3 separate regions of the Mus musculus genome follow, and regions 1 and 3 are each linked to region 2. Evidence: chromatin loops called from intact Hi-C (ENCODE). Cell type or tissue: heart. All regions are shown on one strand.

The links. Peaks named below come from ENCODE experiments on the same cell type or tissue, not always from the same donor. Only the 100,000 strongest peaks of a DNase experiment are listed, where the experiment ranks them.
Region 1: it touches region 2 in a loop (3-fold over the local background); 3 of 42 quality-filtered maps call a loop at or near these places.
Region 3: it touches region 2 in a loop (3-fold over the local background); 3 of 42 quality-filtered maps call a loop at or near these places.

Annotation. Positions count from the first base shown.
Region 1 is chr8:82,346,556-82,354,555 of GRCm38, forward strand. The region is part of intron 2 of Il15 (interleukin 15); the gene reads right to left. Among named protein-coding and RNA genes, the nearest start is that of Il15, 52 kb to the right of the region's middle. In heart, a CTCF peak has its summit at 4,878 (motif pointing right); no DNase peak of the experiment used is centred here; H3K27ac peaks cover 338 bases.
Region 2 is chr8:82,398,314-82,406,313 of GRCm38, forward strand. Il15 (interleukin 15) reads right to left here and starts at 4,273. Exons shown (of 8, transcript NM_001254747.1): 1 at 3,987-4,273. In heart, no CTCF peak of the experiment used is centred here; DNase peaks (open chromatin) are centred at 448, 4,308 and 4,768; H3K4me3 peaks cover 3,397 bases; H3K27ac peaks cover 3,362 bases.
Region 3 is chr8:82,695,204-82,703,203 of GRCm38, forward strand. No RefSeq gene overlaps it. Among named protein-coding and RNA genes, the nearest start is that of Zfp330, 75 kb to the right of the region's middle. In heart, no CTCF peak of the experiment used is centred here; a DNase peak (open chromatin) is centred at 4,218.

The sequences.
Region 1 (8,000 bases), 52 kb before region 2:
AACAAATTGTGAGAGTTGCTGCTCTCCTTTCACCACTTGGGGATCTAGGAACAAACTTAGGCCATGAAACTGGGCAGCAAGGACTGTTACCTACTGAGTCATCTTGCTATCTTGTTTACACTCTACAGTGTATATTACATCATTCTTAAGAGAAAATAAACCTAACATTTACCAGGGTATGAAACAGTACACTAGACTGTGTGGCTAGTACAATGCTTCCATGAAGTCTTCACCCCACGTTCCCGTTCCCTGTGACACTGGCATTAGACTTCCCCCTCCAGCAGTGGTTCATTTATTAAACAGAGAGGCTGGTTTACACCTAGGGCTGACGTTTGCCCCTAAAGCCTAAGTCCCCTGAGCCCACAATGGAAAGTAAACGCAGCAAAGACTTGAGAGTCAGCCAGGGTTTCCCACTCAGCCCGCAATGACTTTTGTGAGGTCTGTTCTTAACTGCCTTGCTTTCATTTCAGTAAAGCTTGATTAACTTCTCCTCAGGACAACGTGTGTTCTTTGTCTGGAAAAGTGCTCTGACTGTAGTCTTTTTGCTAAGGACCATGGCTTTCCAGTTCACTGGTAACAAGAGCCTATTATGTTATCTCTGTGTTATGTCTGTGTATGCTCCAGGCATGGCAACCCACAAGTGACAGATTACCTGGAAAAGGCAGAGAAATGGATTAAAATCTGCGTATGACAAGTGAGCACAGACCAGAAGGGAGCAGGGAGCTTGGAAGTATTAAGGCCAGTGGAATGTGAAGCATGCCCTATTCGTTCCCTACATTGCAGGTCTTTATAGCAAAGTGTTATTTTAGCCCTACCTTGAGATATGGTCAGATGTTAACCATGAATGAGAACTGAAATAGTGTGAAGTTGGGGAGAAAGCACCTGAGCAAGACTATGTCCACCCAAGCGTTCATTTATGGCAGAAAAGTAGGAGATAACAGTTATCATTACTGTACAAATTAAAGTAATTTTCTACCAAGGGCCAGGTAATAAGTAGCACATACTTGGAAAGTCTTATGGTTTTTCTTGTAATTACATCAATGTCCACGATAGCTTGAAAATGGCGGCAGATGATGAATGGGGCTGCATCTCAGTTCAGCTTTGTCATCAAAATAGGTGGCTGGTGCCTCCTACTTACCAACTGAGAAAACAGATCTTCTGGCAAGCAAATATTTGCTTTGCTGATGACATCTGGCTTCTATGTGTCCCTTACTCCAGCTTCATTTAAACTTTACTTGTCTTGTAACTCATAGTGGCAGTTTTTCAGTCATTGGCAGTCTTAGAGCTGCCCTTGGAAGGCGTTAGTGGAACTCTACAGGAATCTCATCCAGTTCCCATCAGAACGAGCTGTTATAAGAATGCCAACCCACATTACTCTCTCACCATGTGCTCTCTCCTTCTTGTGTGTACCTTCACCATGGGGAAGCCACATATACCCCAACGGCACTGCGACCAAGTGACACATTAATGAGGTCACTTGGTGTTGTCCAACACTGTGCATTAAATATGCCTCTTTCCTTTAGAGGTGTCCAGCTTCAGGGATGTTAAATCTTACAGTTTTTCACAAGATAACAACAAATGATCAGTTAAGATGTTTAATATTTTTTATATGTCATCTCTATAAAGATATGCAGGCCTGCACACATAATTTCAATATTAACATGGAATCCTCTTTCTTAGAGATCTGTGCAGTTCACTCTTGGTTATCAACTTGATTAACCTGCAATCAGTTAAGAAAAATGCCTATGGAAGGATCTGGGTGGTTGTTTCCTTTAAGAAGTGGGGAAGGTAGACCAGCATATATCCTTGGGGTGGCCTGAGGGAAAGCTGCTTTTTGCCTGCTTCCCTTCTCCCCCTGCTGGTGAACACATCTACTCTACTGTTGCCATTGCTGCTGTCATCCTTCAATGACATTGGATGCGGCTTCTTCAGTTTTCCAAAATGGACTCAAAAGGAACACTCCAGGCCTTGATTATTAGATCAGCACTTCAGAGGCATGTCGGTCTGAGCAGTTACCTCTCAGTGTGCAGGGTCCATTGAACTCCCTACTCCTAACTGTGTAAGCCAAGCTGGTAACTCTCCTTTGTAATAGTGAGTCATTCCATCAGTTCTGTTCTGTACAGAAATCAGATGACGCTAGATCCCAAACACTGCAGAAATTTAGGCCCATGGACCGTATTCCCTGTGTGCTACTACCTAGGCATGTTCCCAAGCATCTCAGAGGAAAGACCTGTCTCCCAGCCCTCTGCCTCATCTGGTCTTCTACCATTTTCCTCCCTCTTCTCAGGTATAATCACTCTCACAGTGGATTAAATTTGTTATGAAGAAAACAATAAACTGCATACAATATACAAATTACGTCTGAATAAGCATGCAATAAAATTTCATAGGCAGAGGGAGAAGCAACTTTATCATGGCACAAGAATAATAAGCAATATCAATACATGTTTCCAAAATAGAGGACGCTTTGGAGTCAAGTGGCCATATGAGGGAATAAACTTTGCACAGAAGCAAAGAGGTTATTGCGGGAAACCACTGCACCGTGAGACTCCTTGAATGATGCCACTCTCTGAAGAGTCACTGGTGGAAGTCAAGAGATACAGTTGTAGAAGTGTGGTGCCAGGTTGCCTGTGACCTTCACAAACAACCTGCAGACTCTGACTGAGTATAGTAGGCAGGAAAAACCACGGGATCCTTAAACAGTGATGCTGAGCAACAGTTGCACATGATAGGAATTCAATGCGGTATTTTAATAGTTCAACTATAAACACAGACCAGAAGTTTACTTCTCAGACAAACTGTGGCTCTAAAGCAACGAACAGCCCTTGTACTTGAATGAATTGTTTTACAACTCCTGGCTATCCATGCTCACTCTTCAGGGAAGGAGAACCTGTCAGTTCTGAAAACGAGTTTAGCTGAATGCATGTGGAGGTTACAAGTTAATGATTAACTAGTAAAGTACAGGGCTGTTCTCTAACAACTAAGACCCTTACATGCCCTCTCTCCATTTCTCCAACACACAGACCCCACAGAACCTCTACTGGGATGGCTTTTGATTGTTGCCTTCTTGTCTGAATTTCCAAACATCTCCTGCATCCTATTTTCCTGCACTTTAACCTCCACACTGAAGCTAAACATTAATCTCTCCACAAACCTATTTTCGGTAATTTAGATATCTCAGCAGAGATTGAAATAGGAAAGATTTGTCTGAAAATTTCTTATAAGCCCTCTCCTCCTAAAGATCTCTTTTGTGTCTCCACCATTACCTTCGTATTTTTATAAAACTATTACTGTAAGAACCAAACAAGGAAAACCTGGAATGGGTTCCTACATGTTCTTGTTCCTGCAGACTGATAGCAAGACCCCTCATTCTTGATACCAAGCCCTACTGATAGTGATACCCAAGTTTCTTGTATATTAGGGGAGAATACTTGCTCATATTTTAAAACATCTTTAAATTACCCATACTAACAAATTCAGTATAAATGCTATAGAAATGAATACACTAATGGTCAAGAAAAAATAACAAAGAAAAAAATCTGTGCATGGCCAGTGTGCTAGTTTGAATATGCTTGGCCTAGGGAGTGGCACTATTAGTGGCTGTGGGCTTGTTGGAATAGGTGTGGCCTTATTGGAAGAAGTGTGTCACTGTGGGCGTGGGCTTTAAGATCTTCATCCTAGATGCCTGGAAGTTAGTCTTCTCCTGTTTGCCTTCAGATGAAAATGTAGAACTCTCAGCTCCTGCTGCACCATGTCTGCCTGGATGCTGCCATGCTCCCACCTTGATGATACTGGTCTGAACCTCTGAACCTGCAAGCCAGGCCCAGTTAAATGTCCTTAGAAGAGTTGCCTTGGTTATCATGTCTTTCACAGCAGTAAGACCCTAACTAAGACAGTCAAATTTTTCTGCCAAATCTATTTGATCTGTGATTATTGAATCATGGCGTTGAAAGGGCCAACATCCCATAGCAGGTGGGAAGTGAGCCAGAAGTTCTTTAACTACTTGAGTAACTCTTTCCAGCTTCCTACAGGGATAAACAACCAAGAACAGAGAGAATCTGTACTCCACACTAACAACAGTAGCTACACCACATTGTCCAAACCCCTAACTTCTCAGAACTTTCCAGTATTGACTTTGCACTCTGAATGGACCACTGTGCAGAAGAGAGGAGTCAGACCCAGAACCTTATAGAGCCTCTATATGAAGCTGCACAACCTGTCAATGAGTCCTGATTCCAAAAAAGATACTTCTGAGAAATATGTTCTAGCTAGAAATATGTGATTACGATGGCTTTGATCAAATGTTTGATGGGGAAAAGATAATTCTTGATAAAAAGAAATTACGTGGAGAACTCAATTACCAATATTTTCCATAGTTATACTGTCTAACAAGGCTGGAGAGACGGCTCAGCAGTTAAGAGCACTGGTTGTTCTTCTAGGGGTCCTGAGTTCAATTTTCAGCAACCACATGGTGACTCACAACCATCTATAATGGAATCTGATTCCCTCTTTTGGCACACAGGTGTACATGTAGATAGAGCACTCATCTACATTAAAACAAACAAACAAACAAACAAACAAACAAATCCTGGGGCTTAGATTGTGTAATGAAAAAACTGACTCTAAGTTGTTCTCTGGCCCACAGTGACACACTTCTTCCAACAAGGCCATACCTACTCCACAGCTCCATAAGCTCCTGGGATACATATCCCATGGGCACATAAATAAATAAATATTGTCTAACAAAACTAGAAAAATTACCATTGTTAAATATTTCCCAGATTTTACATTTTCTTTTAAAAATCATATTATAATTGAAAATTTTTACTTTAAATTATATACAAGCATACATGAATGCAGTACCTGAAGAGTCCAGAAGATGGCATCAGATCCTGCAAAATTTAAGTTAAGGATGGTTATGAGTCACCTGACCTGGGTGTAGGGACCCGGATGTGGGTACTCTGCAAGAGCAGCAAGCACTCTCAGCTTCTGAGTCATCTCTCCAGCTTCCTCATTCCCCAAGACACACATCAAAATATTAGAAGTACATAAGCAAACAGCAAATCTGAGTATTGGTTTATTAGTAACTTATATGTGGTGGTAATAAATAATCAGTTTTACTTTTGTTGGCATCTGAACAAATATTCAGACAACTACAAGTTAGCAAAGTGTTTTTGAAAGGGAAAGTACACCCAAGAGCAAAGTCCCACATTAATAACCTCTTCCATACAGAAGAGCAGTTTTATTGTTCCAATGCTGTTTAGAGCTGGAAAAAAAATGTCTGCAAGACTCATATCTTATTTGATTTTACTTCAATAAATTTTTATATTAAATTGAAGTTTGTGGACAGTACACTGCCAGCAGACAACAATGACACTTGCCCTCAGCATCCACACAACTGATCGATGTTGGAGAATGGTTCTCTGCCTATAGAGAAATCTCCTTGCACTAACAGCCCTCAGTCAAGCTCCAAATGACTTGGCTGGAGCGTGCATGGAAACACTGCACGCATGAACAGCAAGAGTCTTCTGGAACAGTTATGGACCACTCAAGTGCTTGTCTTGTCTTGGGAGAAGTGATTTCGTAGCTTCCAATAGAGACAGACAACATAAAACTTATAAAAGGGTAAAAGACGTGGTACGAATCTGGTTGCCTCAGCTTAGCCCTTCAGTCACTCAGGACTGTGCCTGACTGAAATCTTATCAAGCAAATGACAAGAGGAGAAATGAAAATGTGTTTCCTGGCCATAGATAGCATTTGAGTGTCAGCACTGCTCATGGCATGGATGTACAAGGAAACAGCTTGTTGGGGTCACTAATTACTCTTGACTTATTTTCTTATTTTTAAAGAGAAATGCCTCTGTTGTTGGGTTTCCTTTTGAACAGCAAGTGTCTTGGATGGTTTTATGTCACCTTGACATAAGCTAGGATTATCAGAGAGGAGGGAACCTCAGCTAAGCAAATACCTCCATAAGATCAGAATGTAAGCAAACCTGTAGAGCATTTTCTTAATGTGTGATTGATGGAGGAGGCCCCAGCCCAGTGTGAGAGGTGCCACCCATAGACTGGTGAACCATCGACTGTGTTCAATGAGAACACAGGATGAGCAAGCCATTAGCAGACCTCTTCTACGGCCTCTACATCAGTTCCCACCTTCAGGTTCCTGCCTGGCTTTGAGCTCCTGCCTTGGTTTCCCTCTGTGGACTGTGATTCGGGATATGTGAGCCAAAGAAACCCTTTCCTCTAAGAGTTTCTTTTGTTCATGATGTTTCATCCCAGAAAAAATAACCATAACTAAGACACCAAGCAATCTGTTCCCAGACCAAATGAAAGATTGCTAAGAATTATGCTATCCTTTAAAAACGTTTCGGCTCCTTTTTGTAGAAGTTAATCAAACAGGCCAACTGCCAAGAAAAACTGAAAGGAATAAAATGTTTCATGACTCATTTTATAGAAGAATTTAAAGCATCAATACAAAACTGTTTGAAGGAAGAAAAGTAAGGAGGGAGGGAGTAGGAGAGAGTAAGAAAGGAAGGTAAGCAGAGAGAGAGGGAAGGAAGGAAAAAGGAAGGGAAGGAGGGAGAGCAGAGAGTAAGAGAGGAAGGAAGGTAGAAAGGAAGGGAGGGAAGGAGAAAAGAAGGGAAGGAAGGAGAAAAGAAGGGAAGGAGGGAGGGAAGGAAGAAGTGAGGGAAAGAGGAAGGGAGAGGAAAGAAGCAAAAAGGAGAGAGGAAGAAAGGATGGAAGGTAGGAAGAGAGGGAAGGAAGGTAAAAGAAAGGAAAGGAGGGAGGGAGGAGGAGAGGAACTATGTTGTAAGGGATATAGACACTTGGTCATACATCATTCAATTAGTATATAACATAACCACTATGTTGCTGAACTGTAGGACATCAGGTGTGCAGTGGCTCGTCCAGATATCACCAGTACCAGCATGTTAAGAGAGCAAAGCTGTGGCCATTCAAGGTCAAGAGAGGGTCTGTGAGATAGATCTGGGAGTGAGGGTGGAGCATGACTTTGTGTGTGAGAGACAGGGAGTGACAATGCAAGCAAGCCTGGGTCCGAGCTTAGGCATCTGGATCCACGTGCTTAACGGAACGGTTGTGGATTTTTTTTTTAAAGAAAGAAAATATTGGAACAAGAATTTGTAACATGGCAGAATTGAAATGAAAATATATTTGCCACAGTGAAATAATCTCCAAACCACCTGATAGATATTGGGGACTGTTTCATAGGAAGCACGTCTCAGCAGCTAGGTCTGGAGTCCAAGGGGACATGTTAAATGATACGTGGTTATTGTCATTTCAAATGTCCAAGTAAGACACCCAAAAAGGCTTGGTTGGTTTCCACGTACAGGGAGGAGAGATGCATAGACTGTGTTGTTCTTTCCTACAAGAGGCTGGTGGGGGAACAGTTCAGAGAGAGAACAGTGGGTGCTAAGATGAAGGCTATGTCCAAATACCCAAGTCAAACACGCCCTCAGTAAAAATAGCATGGGGAGCTTTGTTAGTTCATCGGTAGCTAACAGGACGGCAACACATAAAGATGCTTTCCGGCCAAATCTTATGAAAGCTTACTTTATAGGCAAGGCATAAAGCCATCTCCAGGAGGCAGCTTTACGAGAGTGCTCTCCAGCAAGTGTCTGACAAAAGCAGCCATCTTACAAGTCTCAGATAGTTTGAACAAAAGAAACAAAACCAACCGGCAACATAATATTTACCCCATAAACGCAAGCTCAGAGACAGGGAGGGCACACTTCTGAGCATGGGACTGGTGGCCTGTCACTCCCTGTCTCTCACAAACAGAGTCATGCTCCTCCCTCCAGCTACAATAAGGAACTGCTATCAAACTGGAAAACCAACACATCGGCTTCCAAAACACATGGCCTCCATGGTCCCCCCTAACAGAACCCTACAGCTTTATGAAGCCACGCACTGACAGAACAGCAATGGAAACAGAAAATAAAATCAAAATGAAAACATAAACAGCTGTTTCCCTTGCACCGT
Region 2 (8,000 bases):
GCACACTATCACTTGACAAAGGGGAGTAAGACACAATAACTAAAGGAACTAAAAACCTACACTCACTATGTGTAGAAGGGATTTGACAGATGAGCCTGGTTCTCCTTTCCTGATGCCTGAGGAATGACCCCCAACACACACACACACACACACACACACACACACACACACACACACACACACACACACCTATAACCCTTTCCCAACATAAACCATAAAATACAATTGAAAAAACATACATTTATGAAGAATTTCAGCAGAGAGACAGTTCCTTGATCGCCTCAAAGCTTGGTCATGATTTCTCAAAAGCTGTCAAGTCTTTCACAGTTCAACTGGAAAGTTCAAGAGTAAGCTGTCCATCTAGAACTGTGACTCAATGTTATTGGCCGCCAACAACATTGCCAGGGCCTCTTTCTGTTCACAACAATGAGTTCAGCTCCCTTCCCCCACCAGTCCTGTGGTCATTTCTTCCCTAGGCCCCACCCTTGGCCATTTTCAGTTTCTATTTCTTCATTTGGCAAAATAATTTTTTATCATCATCCTAATGTGGTCTGTGACCTCTCAAGAAGACAGAAGAGATCAACATTTGGAGAAAACACCCATCTTTTACACTCAGGTACATAGATCACCATCATACTGTCTAGTTCCGTGCCCTGTAGCGGGATAAAGCACTTAAACACACATGCGTACAACACTCGAGTCTCCAGACAGAGAATGTGTATGATCACTGCTAATCAAATGGCTCAAGTTACCTCACTTTGCTAATTCTGACCTCAGCCACTCAACTCCTTAATTTTCTTTTGACTTTTATCATCATGGTGTGTGTCTGCACGGTGGCGGTGACGGGCTCATGTGGCATGGCACATATGCAAGTGAGGTCAGAGGACAACTTTATGGAATGAGTTCTCTTTGCACCTTTGAACTCAGGTCACCAGGCTTATGTAGCCAGCTCCTTTACTCACTGGCCAAGCCACCTCACTGGCCCAGGATAACACTTTAGAAAGGGATAACATTGTTTAATATACAGCAAAATAATCAGTCAAATGATGGCCAGTGTCTGCTTCCTGGCAGAGATGGTTTTGTGTGTGTGTGTGTGTGTGTGTGTGTGTGTGTGTGTGTGTGTGTGTGTGTTTCCTTTCTCACCATACTAAACACAAAGAACATGACAACCTACAAAATGAGCATTGGTAAGAGTGAGCCTTAAGCTCAGCAGCAGATCCTACTCCACTAAGGAGGGACGGCAGCACCACCATTACCGTTTTCCTTTCAGTACAGTAGGAATAAACGTGGAATGGCATTAGAATTCAACAGGACTATGCCTAAGACAAGCTGGCATGGTGCCTTCCTCTTAGTACTTTCAGGTTCACACTAGGTTCCTTCTGAACATGTTGTTTTACTTCAATATGTTAGGATTTCTAGGCTAACATTGATTTTTCCATCCAACTCTAATCCAAAAACAATTGCAAATAGCCCTTCTATCTCCTGACAGCTGCTAACATATTCACAAACACACATATACAAATCTATAGGATATATCAATATATGTATAAATGCATATGTAATTTTGATATTAGTTAACTGAAACACCATAAAATAATTCTTCATCGATTGCATGCCATTTCTCCCTAACAACACTCACTTTCACTCAACACCCTGATAGACTTTTTCCTCCCACCAGTGCAAAGGCAAGCACAAGCCTCACACAATGTTGAGTTGCAGCCTCAGGTATGATGTAATGGGAGATTCTTCTCCTCCTATCTCTCTTTGAGTCCTAGCTTCCTGTGTGGATGGATGGAATGAGAAGCAGAGAGATTCAGATACAGAAGTCAATCCAGATTTACCCATTATGAGTCATTATTTTAAAAATCTGATACATATTAGGCAGCTATTCCCATTTAGAGATCATGAATTTCTCTAAGGGATCAAATGCATACAGATATTATGTGATTATAATCCTTAAATATATAATTAATAATATCAGCTATAAAAGTAATCAGAAGCCAAAATTCTAGCAACATTGGCCCAAAATAAATTAGTAACTGTCACTGTCAAAACTGTGGGGAAGCTGTTGAATAGGAAATTCTTTCATTTTTATCAGCATTGCAATCTTAGCTCTGTCTGGGGTGGAAGAGATTAACCCTCCCAAGACCTGTTTCCCTGCAAATGAGTTACTCTAGCAAATGTGCCATACACACGAATATTTATAAACAGATGTCTAGCATGACACTCTCTAAACACATGTGCACTTAGAACAATATTGGGGGGTTAGAATTTAAGTTGTTGACTGTTATTTATGTAACAGGCTGTGGGATGAAGACATTATTTCCTGGGTTGTGGTTAACCAGCATTCAGAAGAAAAGTTACATAAACAGAGACCAGATTCTAAACGTTTTAAAGCCTTGGGTCAAATATCCATTTATAAAAGCTGATTGGTGTTACAAATAGTTCCCTCAGGAAAATCCACAGAGCTCCTTTTTTTTTTTTTTTTTTTTTTTTTTTAGCTTCCCTGAAATCACAGAGCTGAAATCACAGAGCGGCAGCACACACCTCAGATGAAGTGCTTCCCAAGGTCAAAATTCTGCTTCCAAATTGTTTCAATAACCTTAAGCCATTTTGCTAAAACTCTTCAAAATTAGTTTATATATATATATATATATATATATATGTATATATATATATATATATATATATAAATCTGTGTCCTTGACAAATGTTATATTATGCAATATAGCCACAGACACTTCTTAGAATTGAAACAAGATTTAACTAAGAAAGCACCATTGTATTTTTCCTTTAACCCACCAGCAATCTGCAGGAAAATTCTAAGAAGCAGCTTCCCACCGCACTGTACACTGCCTCTGCCTGCCAATCAGCAGCCAGCAGTAATATCTAAACTACTAGAAACCTGTCAGGGATCTGAACTAGGGAAAACCTGACCCCCTATCATGTTGCAAAACAGATCACAAGGCAAGAGGAGCCATTAGAGTGAGAATGGGACTGCAAACTCCCAGAAGGGAAAAGGGGAAGCATAAAGATCAGAGGAGAAGCAGACACATTTATAACAAGCCTGAAGCAATTTCTGACCCTTCCACATTTTAAGTAAAACTCCGGAGTTTGTTGTTGTTGTTGTTGTTGTTTTTTTATTCTAAAAGCCTAAAATAACTATAGTTTTGTCTCTACTCCTTTATTAATATTGATGTTCCCTCTTGAGTCGCTTCTTTCTTATCAATCCCTCTAAACTTCCTTTAAGAAATCCTTTAAATTTTAGTGAGCATTCAATGTTGATAAGGATCTAACTTGAGGCAGCAATCGTAGTAATCTGTTTATTTACCGGCTCAGACTGGAGAGTCCTGGCAGGTCAATGGGGCCTCCCTGGCGCCACCAATGAGAGTATCAGAAATCAATTTAAAATCACCAGTGGAAAGTAGCTGCTGCCAATCACCTCATTTCCATTTCAGCTTCTGCGGGACTCTGTCTCTGGTTCTGTCTGAAACCTGTCAGGACGCTGCCTGGTTCTGTCTGGAACCTGGATCATTAACATTGTTTGGGCATTAACATAATATTAAATGCAGGGGGGAGGGGCTATAGACATTCTTTTGAGCTTCCCTTTCTTGCAACTTTGCACTCTCCAACCCACTTGAAAAAGTTAGCTGGGTTTTCATCTAAAGCCCGCTTGAGTGAGGATTTTATTTCAGGACAATCTTCCCCGTTGCTTCCCTTCAATCTGGTATTTCATACAGACAACTGCTTTGATTAAGCCTTGAGCTAAGCTGTTGCTAATACAGACCCAGACCTATGGCCATTCCTGCACATTTATTTCCCTAGAAAACGCATCTTCAACAAGGAAAAGGTGAGTAATTTTTGCAAAGGGAGAGAGGAGAGAGAGAGAGAAAGAAAGAAAGAAAGTCCATAGCAGCCATCCATTCGCCGGGGCCAGAAGTTTGAAAGAATGTGGCAAGCAGAGCCGAGTTAGTACCTTTCCTGACCTCTCTGAGCTGTTAGATGTGGAACTCAGCCTTCCAAACACAGCAGGATCCCGTCTTCGTCCAACTCTGCAACTGGGCGGGGGCAGTCCTGCCCTGGCAAGGTCCCTGCAGCGCGTAAGGAGATGCACTGCAAGTCTTTTGGGCGCAGAGAATTGGGAGAGACTTGCAGGAGGACCTGCAAGCTGCCCTACTCTGCAAGGGGGAGGATGAAGAAGAGAACTCTGGGGAAGAGTGGCTGGACAGAAGGGGAATACAGTGCCACTGAGTATTGAAGTCTTGGTCAAGAAAGAGGGCGGGGCGGCCTGGCCGGCAGCTGGAGGGGAAAAGGGTGCCTGAGCAGAGCCAGAGCTGGGAGGGGCCCGGGGCGTAGGCTTTCGGAAAAAAAAAAAATTCCATTGTTGATCCACCACCACCAGCACTACCACCTCCCATTCTGTACCTCCATCGGGTTCTGGTTGAAGGGTGCAGGATGCAGGGCAGCAGCCAGCGGGAGCAATCAAGGCACAAGGAGCGAATCAGCTGGGGTTTCCCCGGTTTCCCCCAGTGCTTTCCAGCCGGGGAGTCCCAACCCCAGCTAACAGAAAAGTGAAAGAGAAAGAGCCCAAGCTGAGGCGGAGATCAACACCCTGGGGAGGTTGCGGGAGGAACACATGGTCCCGGCCACCTTACCAGGTGCCCACATGATTCTGCCACTGCCAGGTCCCCAGGGCGCAGAACCTGAAGGGCAACTGAGAGCAGAGAGCAGTCTCCTCCCCCTGGGCAGTTGGCCACAGCCTCTGTGTGTCCTGGAATGCCTTTGCCTCTGTGAAGTTTCAAGGAGTTGGCCTGAGTTCACAGGTTGCTTGCATCTACAGCAACTGGCCTTGCAGGGAGGCAGTTTGGCTTCCCCATAGAAGCCCGGAGGAGATCTGGACAGAGACTGTACCGGGAGGAAACGGAAAAGGACCTTGGGTCTGGAATGGGCGGTCCTCCAAAACAACCCTTGACCTGCTGCAGAGTCTGGAAGAGGGAAGTTTCTTTCTGAACTCTTGCTAGGAGGGGCCTGTTTGGGAACAGTAAACTTCCACTAAATTGACCCCTCTTGGGTCATTTTTCCAACCTAATTTGTAGCTGAATGTAAAACATTGCACATGTCTTTTGATGGGAAACAAGGCGTGGGTAAGGCAGCATCTTTAAGTTGGAAATTAGGAGTGATTATAGTGAGGAGGAGTTAACCATGTCAACTGTGTGTCTATTCCAGACAGTCCGAGAGCCCGGGGTCCCAGCTTTGGCATTCAGATGAATCATTGAAAAGACTCAGTGGCTTGCGGTTCCCAAAGCTTTTGAGAAAGCCAGGAGAAAACGATGAGGCCCTTGGCACCTAGTTAAACACAACTATGTTCTGTGTTTTTGTGTATTACATTAAAAAATGGTAAAAACTAGAATATTTGAACGACTAATTATTAACTGTGTGTGGCATTCCACATAAAATCATTGTAATGGGAAGTTTGTTCTCACACACTTATCTTGTATCCCTTCAAGGTTTATATTTGAAACAATAATGCATGTTTTGGTAACAATCACACCAAAATTTACTTATAATAAAAATCGTGAAAATGTGTATTTTACAACCATTTAAAATTTTACTACCATTATAAATTATATTTAAAGAAACATAAAAATCTGACTGGAGAGATTGCTCAGCAGTTCAAGAGCTTGTTGTTCTTGCAGAGGTCTGGACTTCCATTCTCAGGACCATACTGAGATGATCCACTAACAGCTGTAACTCCTGCTCCAGAGGATCCAACAGCATTGGTCTCCTGAGGGACCTGCACTTACACACACACACACACACACACACACACACACACACACACACACACATACAAATACATTTTTAAAATCAATATTCTTTTTGTACAGGATAATACAGTGAATTGTCTTGAACAGCTTCAATGAGTTTCAAACCCAACCACTTTTCCATTTCACACTGAAGCCCTGCTTCGTGAAATGAGCATGCACTATAAAAATAGGCCAGAAGCTGGACTGAATTCCATCACAATGATGTACTAGAAGTGAACATCACAGTATGTGAGTGATGTAGAGGTGAGCAAGTAGGTCAATATCTCATGCCTCAACTTGGACCAATACAGAGCTCTGTGTACCCCGGCAAGGTGATTCCTTTCGCATCTCTCCAGATCGCCCTATGTCTCCTGTGTGCTGTTCAACTGGTAGAGGAATCACATGACCATCAATAAGACACTTCATGGACTACACCCAGTACCTCCATGCAGGGCTGGTTGCTGCTTTGGCCAGAACATACAATGCATCCCAGTTGTCCGCTTCTGTCCACGTGCTCTAACTGAGGCAGCTGCTTTTAGCAGATGTTCACCAGCCCTAGGATCCAGACCCTGCTGGTCATCCTCAGGACTGATCAGGCATCCCTGCCTAAACAATACACTTTTATACCATGCAGTAGTAAATATTCTGAGCCACCAAGTATTAAATATTCTGAGCTACTGGAGAATTTTCATAATACTTAGGAAACTTAAGAGTGTGCTTTCCTCATGAGATGAACTATACAGAGCACTCTAAGTATATGAAAAACAATTAACTGGCCTTTAACTGCTGATCCCACTTCAGATATATACAGTAGGTTTCAAAATAAGATGGTAAATGATATATGAGGCATTTATGCATTTGTGGTAAGAATAATGCTGATGACAATGAAGTCAATTAGAGCATTGTTGCCATGGGATTCATTGTCCTACTATTGCCTCTCAAACATGCAGGGCAAATTTGTTTTCTTAATTACAAATATAAGAGGAATTTTTAAATAACTCACAAGTGCCCACAGTCCAGTGACATTCACTGTGTGGCATAATTTGTTTTGGTTGCATTCCACTCCAACAGAACTTTAATATATGCAGTTTGTACTTTCACTTGCCACAGGCACATTGGGAAGATATTGAAAATCACTCACACCAATGAACAAGTAAATTCCACCACATAAATTAAAAGAAAGACAAAGATTGATGGAATAATCTTGAAATTGCCTCAAGAAAACTTTGACAATTACAATGGGAGAAGGGATGAGGACAAACTAACTAAACTCATAGAAGAGGCCATGGCAGTCATTTTCAAAGAATGAACAAGAACGTCAGAGTTTGGGAAGTTAAATAAAACATCTGATGATTTCCCAAAGATTAACTTTGCTGTATTTAAAATAAATTACTAGATGGGTATCATGGCTCATAACAACTTGCTGGTGTTTAGAATTCTGAAACCATGGGGAGTGACAATTCTGGAATTTTGATTTCTTTAAAATAAATCACAGAAATATTATAAGAATATGCTTTCATTTTAATCCCAAAATGTAGTGATGTGGGGCTGCTGACAGTCTGAAGCAGCTAACAATGATTTACCTCCTGTTCTAGCAGAGGTGTGGTTTTGCCAGCTGCAGATAGTTTCTATGATTGTGTGAAGACATTTGGAATTTTGGCAACTTTTCAGAGAATATATAAATTCTAGAACCCTGATAGGCGGACACAATGGTCATTGGTTGTGATTTGTTAGTAGTCATGCTCAAAGAAAAAATAAATTAGATTCAAGGAGATCTCTCTCTCTCTCTCTCTCTCTCTCTCTCTCTCTCTCTCTCTCTCTCTCTCTCTCTCTGCCTCTTCTCTCCCCTCTCCTTCTTTCTATCTAGTGATATATGGTAGAACCTGGGGTATGAAGTGTGAAAAAAAGAAGAACCCACAAAGTAGCAAAAACCAGCTGCAATCAAAGAAGAAACTAGATTCACAGATATCTCTCTCCTTCATTCTCTCTTTATAGGAGGTGAAACCAGGGGAACAAAGAGTGGGAAAAAGAGGAACTCACAAAGTAGGTAAGACCAGCAGCAGACAAGAGTTCAAGGCATACATGGGTTACAGAATGAGATTCTTCAAAAAAAAAAAAAAGAAAGAAAAGAAAAAGAAAAGAAAGAAAGAAAGAAGAAAAGGAAAAAGAAAAAGGAAAAAGGAAGAAGAGAAG
Region 3 (8,000 bases), 300 kb after region 2:
GGTCAACATTAAGCATCTTCCTGTCTCACTTCCTGCTTTGTTTTTGAGAGAGGATCCCTCACTAAACTAGAAGCTCACAGATTTGGCCAGACTGGCTAGCCAGTGACAGGACCAGAGTGACATGCCACTGCACCTGGCTTTCATGTGGGTCCTGGGAATCAAGCTTAGATCCTCATATCTGCATTTTATTAATGAAACAATCTCAACATCCCCATCTCTGATCTTTCATGGTAAGTCCAATCTATACTACCAAGATGAAGTCTCTGTAGAGCATTAGTAAGTAAGGGTTAGTTCAGAGTTCACATAAGCTAGACCCCAAGTGTACTGCCCACAAGAACAAAGGCTCTGTAAACAGCAGCAAATGCCACAAACAAGCTCACATCTCTCCTACTGAATTCTGCTTCAGGCAACAAGCAGTATGGCAATGCTCTACAATAAAACAACTGCAACTAAAATCCACACTTTTCATATAAACCCCCATGAAAGATACACATTTAAGGGGGGGAAACGTATAGACTTACCAATAAATAATTCAGAAGTTAATGTGGCTCAATAATCTAGGAATTGTTTTCAAATCTCAGAAGTATGTTATATCTATTCTTTCCTCATACATATAAATATATGTTACATATATTTACCAGGAGCTAAAGAGAACAAATTTTCTAAGAATACTTAGTCAAAGCTGAAATGACATGCAACACTGTCTGTTCGTTTCAGTGACACAATAGGCTGTTCTCTGTGTGACAGGATGCAGAGTGTGTGGGGCAGCTGCTGTTGCTTACTGTGTTTTGAGATGGGAGGCAGTCAGCTGATCATCTGGGGGTCAACTGACCATCAGAACATGTGTTCACATCCTGACCATTGTGTTCAGCCTAAAGGTGCCTCCACCTAAAGCAGGCCCTGCTTGCTGTCATTTTTCATGAGGATTTCTTTTATTAGAAACTTTGAAAGACAGGAGCTCAGTTGCTCTTCAGTGGTAGGGTACTGGTCTAGCATGACCAGAACCCTGGGTACCATCTCCAATATCACAGAAGGAAAAGAGCTTGAACAAAATAAGTTAAACTACTGTGGTTTGAATAGGTTTGGCCCCTTCAAACTCGTGTTTGAATAATTGGCCCATAGGGAGTGGCACTATTAGTAAGTGTGACCTTATTCAACTAGGTGCAGTATTGTTCTAGAAAGTGTGTCTTTGTGGGTGCTGGCTTTGAGGTCTTTGAGGTTTTATATGCTCGAGCTATGCAGTGTAGTACAGAGTCCCCTGCTGCCTTCCAATCAAGATGTAGAACTCTCAGCTCCTTCTCCAGCACCTTGTCTGCCTGCATGCCACCACGCTTCCTCCCATGACAATAATGGATTAAACGTCTCAATCTGTAAGCCAGCCCCAATTAAATGCTTTCCATTATAGTAGTTGCTACGGTCATGGTGTCTCTTCGCATCCATAAAACCCAAACTAAGACAAATACAATTTGTATTTCCTACGCTACCTGGTTGCATCTAGAATATTTCCATTTGCCATCTTCCAAGACAAGCCTTTTTCCCTAGAAATGACAAAGCAATGCCTGTGTCTGTTTGAAATAGCAACTGCTTCAAGGAGCAGTGTTCATGTTTACCATTGCACTGATACAGGATGAGAAATGGAGTGCTGTTTACATATATGTGTGCATGCAACTATAGCATTTGACTATGACCAGTTCATCCACCGTCTTTCAGTTACACAAACTCATTAGCCAAATTGTGACAAAATGCCTCTAGCTATGCCATACCAAGGATTAACACGAAGGTGAAAGGGGAAAGGTAAAATTCTCCAGGTCTGGGACCAACGCAACATCCCACTGAATGTGCATTCACATTGGAACCAGAGTCTGAGAGCCACTGCTCATCCACACAAGAACACAGTGCAGCAGCTTGTGTGGTGGTTAAAAATGGCACTCAGCTATCAGAAAGGAAACGCATAATGGAGCAGGAAGAGGTATTGGGGTAAAGCAAGCATTTTCTTTGTAGCATTTAATAATAATTCTCCTGAAATTATGCAATCTTTCAGTGCCTCAATTAACTCAAGTATAAATAAAGATAAGACTCATAGGGACCTATCTTACAAAGATAGCAAATCTAGATGTGAATAGGAATCTAGGCACTGAGAATAGGAACAATATTATTTTTTACTTTTTACTCCTTAAATCATTATTAATATGATTTAATATGATTATCATTATATATAACCTACTTGGGATTCTTCTTAAAATATTGTTTGATTATGTGTTCACTTAGTGTGTATGTGTGTGTGTGTGTGTGTGTGTGTGTGTGTGTGTGTGTGTGTGTGTGTGTGTGTTTAAGGGTCCAACTTATACCAGGACCTCCAAGGAAGTCAGAGGACAGCTTTAAGGAGTCTCTTATGTCCCAGGAACCAGAGAACAAACCCAGGTCTTCAAGCTTGACCACAGTTCCTTTACCTACTGTGTCAGGTAACCCACCCACAGTCTTGTGTAAATAAAAGCTGTTTAGATTAAGTTATACTGATATGCTGCTTCTCCTTTCAAAGCATAAAACATAAAACAGGCAATTACTATATGGGTAACTTCACAAGACAGCCAAGCCTCTGTCGAGATAATATATTCATTCAAATCTGTTTATGCTGAGATGTTAGCACGCATGAGCTTGCGTTTATTAGTCTGACCCACTGACTAAACAGCATTAGCTGTGTCATACAGTACAAAATCAGGAGTGCACCAGGAGATGACAGGATTAAAAGTCTCCCTAAACAAAAACAGGCCAAAGAAGAGTTGAAAGTTCCGTTCCAGGGAGACCTTATCCTGCTAAATATACTTTTTATCAGACTGTCAACAATCATGGCTAATGGAATTTTTAATGATCTATTGAAATCTGACTGACAGAAATAAATAGCAGTTCCTTATAAGCTCAGCTTAAACATTTAATTAAAGGTGCAGAGCACAAGTTGCATACTTTTTAATCCAGTCCCAAAGCAAGAAGTCACAGATGTCCTTTTATTCATAACTGAGCACATAACCAGGTCTCCAGAACAATGTGCTCACTGGCAGTCATCCAGGGTGTCCCAGAGCTGGCCATTTTCTCACCGGACACAAACCCTCACTTGGCTGAGTTAGAAAGCTGAGAGCAGAAACTAAAAACAAATCAAAGCATCATTTTCAGAAGGTTTTTCAAACTTCATTTTACGACTTTGCATCAGCCCTCAATTCCTAAAACATCATCATTTTGCATAAAAACAGTTTTGAGGCCTACAAGGTAAATGCATCCAGCTCACCAAGCCCAAGTTCAGGCCCAGAACACACACAGTAAAGAACCAAACCAACTCCCACAAGCTGTCCTCTGACCTTCACATTGATGTGCACATGGTGGTTCATCCACACACGTGCACACACACACATGCACACACACACATATGCACACTCGCGCGCGCACACACACACATGCACACACACACACTTTGTTGGGTTTTTTTCCCATTTAATTCAATTTTGTATTTCTTGGTTGTTTCTCTTAACTTTCAGTTTAAACACTGGGAGTGTGTCTTCTTCACCCAAGATCCAAATGAGGGCTTATCATATCAGAAGAAATACAAGATGTCTGCTCTGTTGCTCAAATGGCTAAGTAGCATAGATTTTAGTTGTCAATGGACAAAGGATAGTAACCATTTATGATATTATTCATGTAAGTATCAATTTATCTCTTTTTAATGGCTGCATGACCTTTCCAGTGGAGGAACAAATGTTTGATCACTATAGTCAGGACACCAACAGCAGGTGGCAATAATGATTCAGCCCAAGTCTAGCCTGGAGAACTAATGACTTTATTAGCGTTGCTTACAGAAGCATGGGTGATATATGAGTTACAGGTGCATGGTGACTCGAAGGCAGCTGCTCACCAGAAACCCTAACCAGATGTGGGAGACCTCTCAAAACTCACAAAAGGTATATTCCTGAAGCTCTGTGGGCAGCTGTGGGCAGCTCTACTGAAGAACACCCACTTCCTACAGCAGAGGTTTACTGGTATCCTGAAGAAGGAGACTATAGCATGGAGCAGGAGCCTACAGCCTAGAGGAGGAGCCTATATCCTGGGGGAGGAACCTAGAGCCTGACAGAGGAGCCCACAGCCTGGAGAAGGAACCTAGAGCCTAGGGGAAAGGAACCTCGTGGATTTTAGTTTAATGTTCTGAGCTTCCTGAGACTTCTGAGTCTCCTGCCTCCCCCACTGTAGGAAATATTTGAATGCTGAGGTAATAGTTGCACAAAACATCTGATTTCCTGCTATTTGTTGAGGAGCTGGACTGTGTGCCAGTCCATGCCAGGTGAGCATGATGGCCTAGTTCCCTCCTGTATCTTAAAGCCTGGAACAGCAGAGGGGAATATGTATCCATGGTTACAGTGTGGAGCTATGCACGGGACTCTGGGAAATTCAGACCCAATCCCAAATGCGGGGGTCAGAACCCTGCCTGAAGAAAGAAGGTGAACTCCTTGAAAGCTATGGATATTGACAGGTATTTACAGTTATTATGAAATCCATAAAAGCTACTACAATGGTAAGATAATTTGTTTGTATGCTATGTTCAATAGTAATTTTAAAATACCATCCTGTATTAGCAAGGGTTTGGGGATAGGAGAAACAGTCTGATAAAGTATTAGTAAGACTAAGAAAATATCATTACAATACTCCATATGATATGGAACTATATTTCAAAAACAGTTTTTAAAAGATGTTATCTTTTTGGCCTGCTCAAAATTTCAATTTTAGATATTTACTTAAGAAAAAATAAAACTATGGACCAACATTAACTTCATTGCCATCTTAAGAGTCTGGTACACTTGAATAAAAAAAAAATCTCTCCACAAGCTCAGGTGCTGAACAGTTAGTGCTCTGGCAATTGCACGATTTTAAAGTTTTGGAAATTTTAGGAGGTGTGACTTAGGTAGAGGAAGTGGTTACCAGAGGAATGCTTTGGAAAGTTGTTCTTGGCCCTGGATTAGGCTTGTTGCTCTCTATTTCCTGTCCACCATGAAATGAACATCTTACTCCTCCACATTCTCCCACTGCCAGCGTGTTATACCACCACACAGGACTGAGTGACCACTGGCGCCACCCTCTACACTGTGAGCCAAACTCATCTTTCCTCCTTTAGCTGATCCTCTCGTGTATTGTGGTCACAGCTGTGCAAAAATAACTACTGAGATGATTAAATGTATGCTAATAATTAGATACATAATAATTTATATGATGAAATACTGTTGTGCTCAAAGCATAGCTATAAGGAATGATTGTTGATGTGATGCATTTATAATATATGAGGCTGGTGCTGGCTAGTTTTATGTTAGCTTGACACATGGTAGAGTCATCAAAGAAAAAGGAACTTTACAAGCAGGTAAGGAACACCCCTCCGTAGCCTCTGCATCAATTCTTGTCTCCAGGTTCCTGTTCTGTGTAAGTTCCTGTCATAATGTTTCATCACAGCAATGGTAACCATGGTAACTGTAACTCAGATAAGCTCAAAAGAGAATATTGCAACTTATGCAATGCAAGGATCATTTTCTGTTAAGCACACACACAGCTCCAGAAAGATACACAAAAGACATTAATAAAGTTATCTCTGAGTAAAGAGATTATAAATTTTCTTTTGGAAGGCTCTTCTTGATTGTTTTTATTTTCAAAGTTTTTATACTAAAAATCGTATTCCTTTGATAATTACAAAACCAATGCTATAGGACCGAGACAAATATATTTGTTTTTAAATATTTATGATACCAGCCTTATCATACTTCCAAGGGAGAACATGCACTAAAAAGATTATTCATTTTTTTAACACAGAGAAAATTAGAGAGGTAAGAGAATGTTGTGTTTTTTAATTCGGGTCCTATAGAAAGCCATTGAGAGAAGAAAAGAACGATCTAGGGGAAAAACCGGTGAAAAAATGGAAGGTAGAAAGAGAAGAAAAGGAAAGAAATGAGGAGATAGAGGGAATGTGCATCTGAGCAGTAAACAGCTGGTGTGGTTAGGAGAACAATGGGAGATAGGAGGACTTCACAAGTACAGATATCGGGAGGTGCGCCTGCACACACATGCACACACGTGCACAAAGACAGACAGACAGAAAGACAGACAGACAGACAAAAACAGACACAGAGACAGACACCAGTACAGAGAGACAAACACACATACACACACACAGAGAGAGACATACACACATGGAGAGAGAGAGAGAGAGAGAGAGAGAGAGAGAGAGAGAGAGAAAGAAAGAAAGAGAGACCCATAATGAACAATTTTTATTTGCAGGAAAATTGATAGAACTGGAGGTTATAATATTAAGCAAAATAATGTGGGTTCAGAAAGACAACTATCATATTGAGGAACATGTGTATATATATGCACAGCTATGATATAAATAATATTTGAGAATGGGAAAGAGATTACTAGTAAGCAAACGAAGGTGAAAGGGAGAGTAACAGGCTGTAAAATTTAAACATTATGGCTTCACACACCTTGGCAAAGTCTGAAGTGATATTAAACTCCCCAGGGTGGAAGTTTTTATGTAGCCCCTTTTAAATTCCACTAAAGTAACTAATCTGTAAATTCAATCCAGTTTGAAATTTTCTGATACTATTCTTCTAAATTTAAATTTAATACACAAGAAACTGGTTTCAAGATCAAATCATACTTACTTAATATCCTCATGGCAGAATCTTCATGTAGAAAAGAGGAGCTGGGCTTTAAACATACGCCAGCTTTCACTTCCCTCTCTAGCTGGGAAAAATATTTCCATTCCTTCAGTTTTGTAGGACACTCCATCATTAGCATGTACACATTTCTCAGTAACTCTTTGATCAATGAGCAATTAAATGGGTTTAATATGTTGCAATGATCTACACATTATTTTGCCTGGGACTGAAGAACAGCAGCTAAACAGAGGGTCGAGCTAATGAGTTTTAAGCCAATGGGCCCTGTGCTCAACTGTTTCAGAAGACAAAGGTAGCACATTGTACCACATAGGCACCCAGTGATTTCCTAATGAGCAGGGGACATCATGCAGATTGCAGGACATAATGACATCACACACAGAGACACACATACACACACAAAGGAACTCTGAGGTCCTCTGAGCTGAAGTCATGACATGGCAGCTACATTCTTTGCTGAACCAGTTCAAGTCTGCTTTAGAATATAAATGAATGTGTTTAGATGATTGGATTATTTAAGTGGATTTTATGGATAGCAGCACCCAAATACCACTCCCCAAGTCTTAAATGCCCCCAATTTTCTATCAGGAGTTGCTTTTTTCTTGGCTGTAGAGTGGCAGAATGTGATTCCTAAAACCCAGTGACACCAATGAATAGCATCCCACCCTGCAGGAAGCACCCTGGAGTCTTCAGTCCTGGAGTCACTTCAGTACAGAGCTCCCAAGGGACTCTCCAAGCCAGCATGAGAACTCACCGCAGTTAGTTATGAATGAAGATTTTAGAAAAGAGGCAATGCCAACCCATCAGAAACTTTATTCAATCACACAAGCTCCCTGCCTCCTAATGGGCCTCAGTGTTTCAATATCCAAGGTGGTAACCAATTACCACTTCTTCCTTTTTTTTTTTTTTTTCATTTTGAGACAGAGGCTTCTCTGTATAGGCAAGAATGGCCTCAAACTCCTAATTAGTCTGCCTCGACCTCCCAAGTGGTAGAAGTACAGGTATGTGCCGCTGGCTGATTTTAGGTGTGGTTAACTTTAATGTGTGGGGTTTTTTTTCATGCAACTTTTTTTTTTACAATAAAGTTTAAAAAAGAAATATGGATGGAGACAAATAAATCAGTATTTATGGAATTAATTCTTACATAAAACACAGATAAGATTACATTGTCCTTAATGTTACGGTCAGATTAGAAAAAAATGAAATATATGAATTTTGAAAGATTGAGCCGGGGCTGGTGAGATGGCTCAGTGGGTAAGAGCACCCGACTGCTCTTCCAAAGGTCTGGAGTTCAAATCC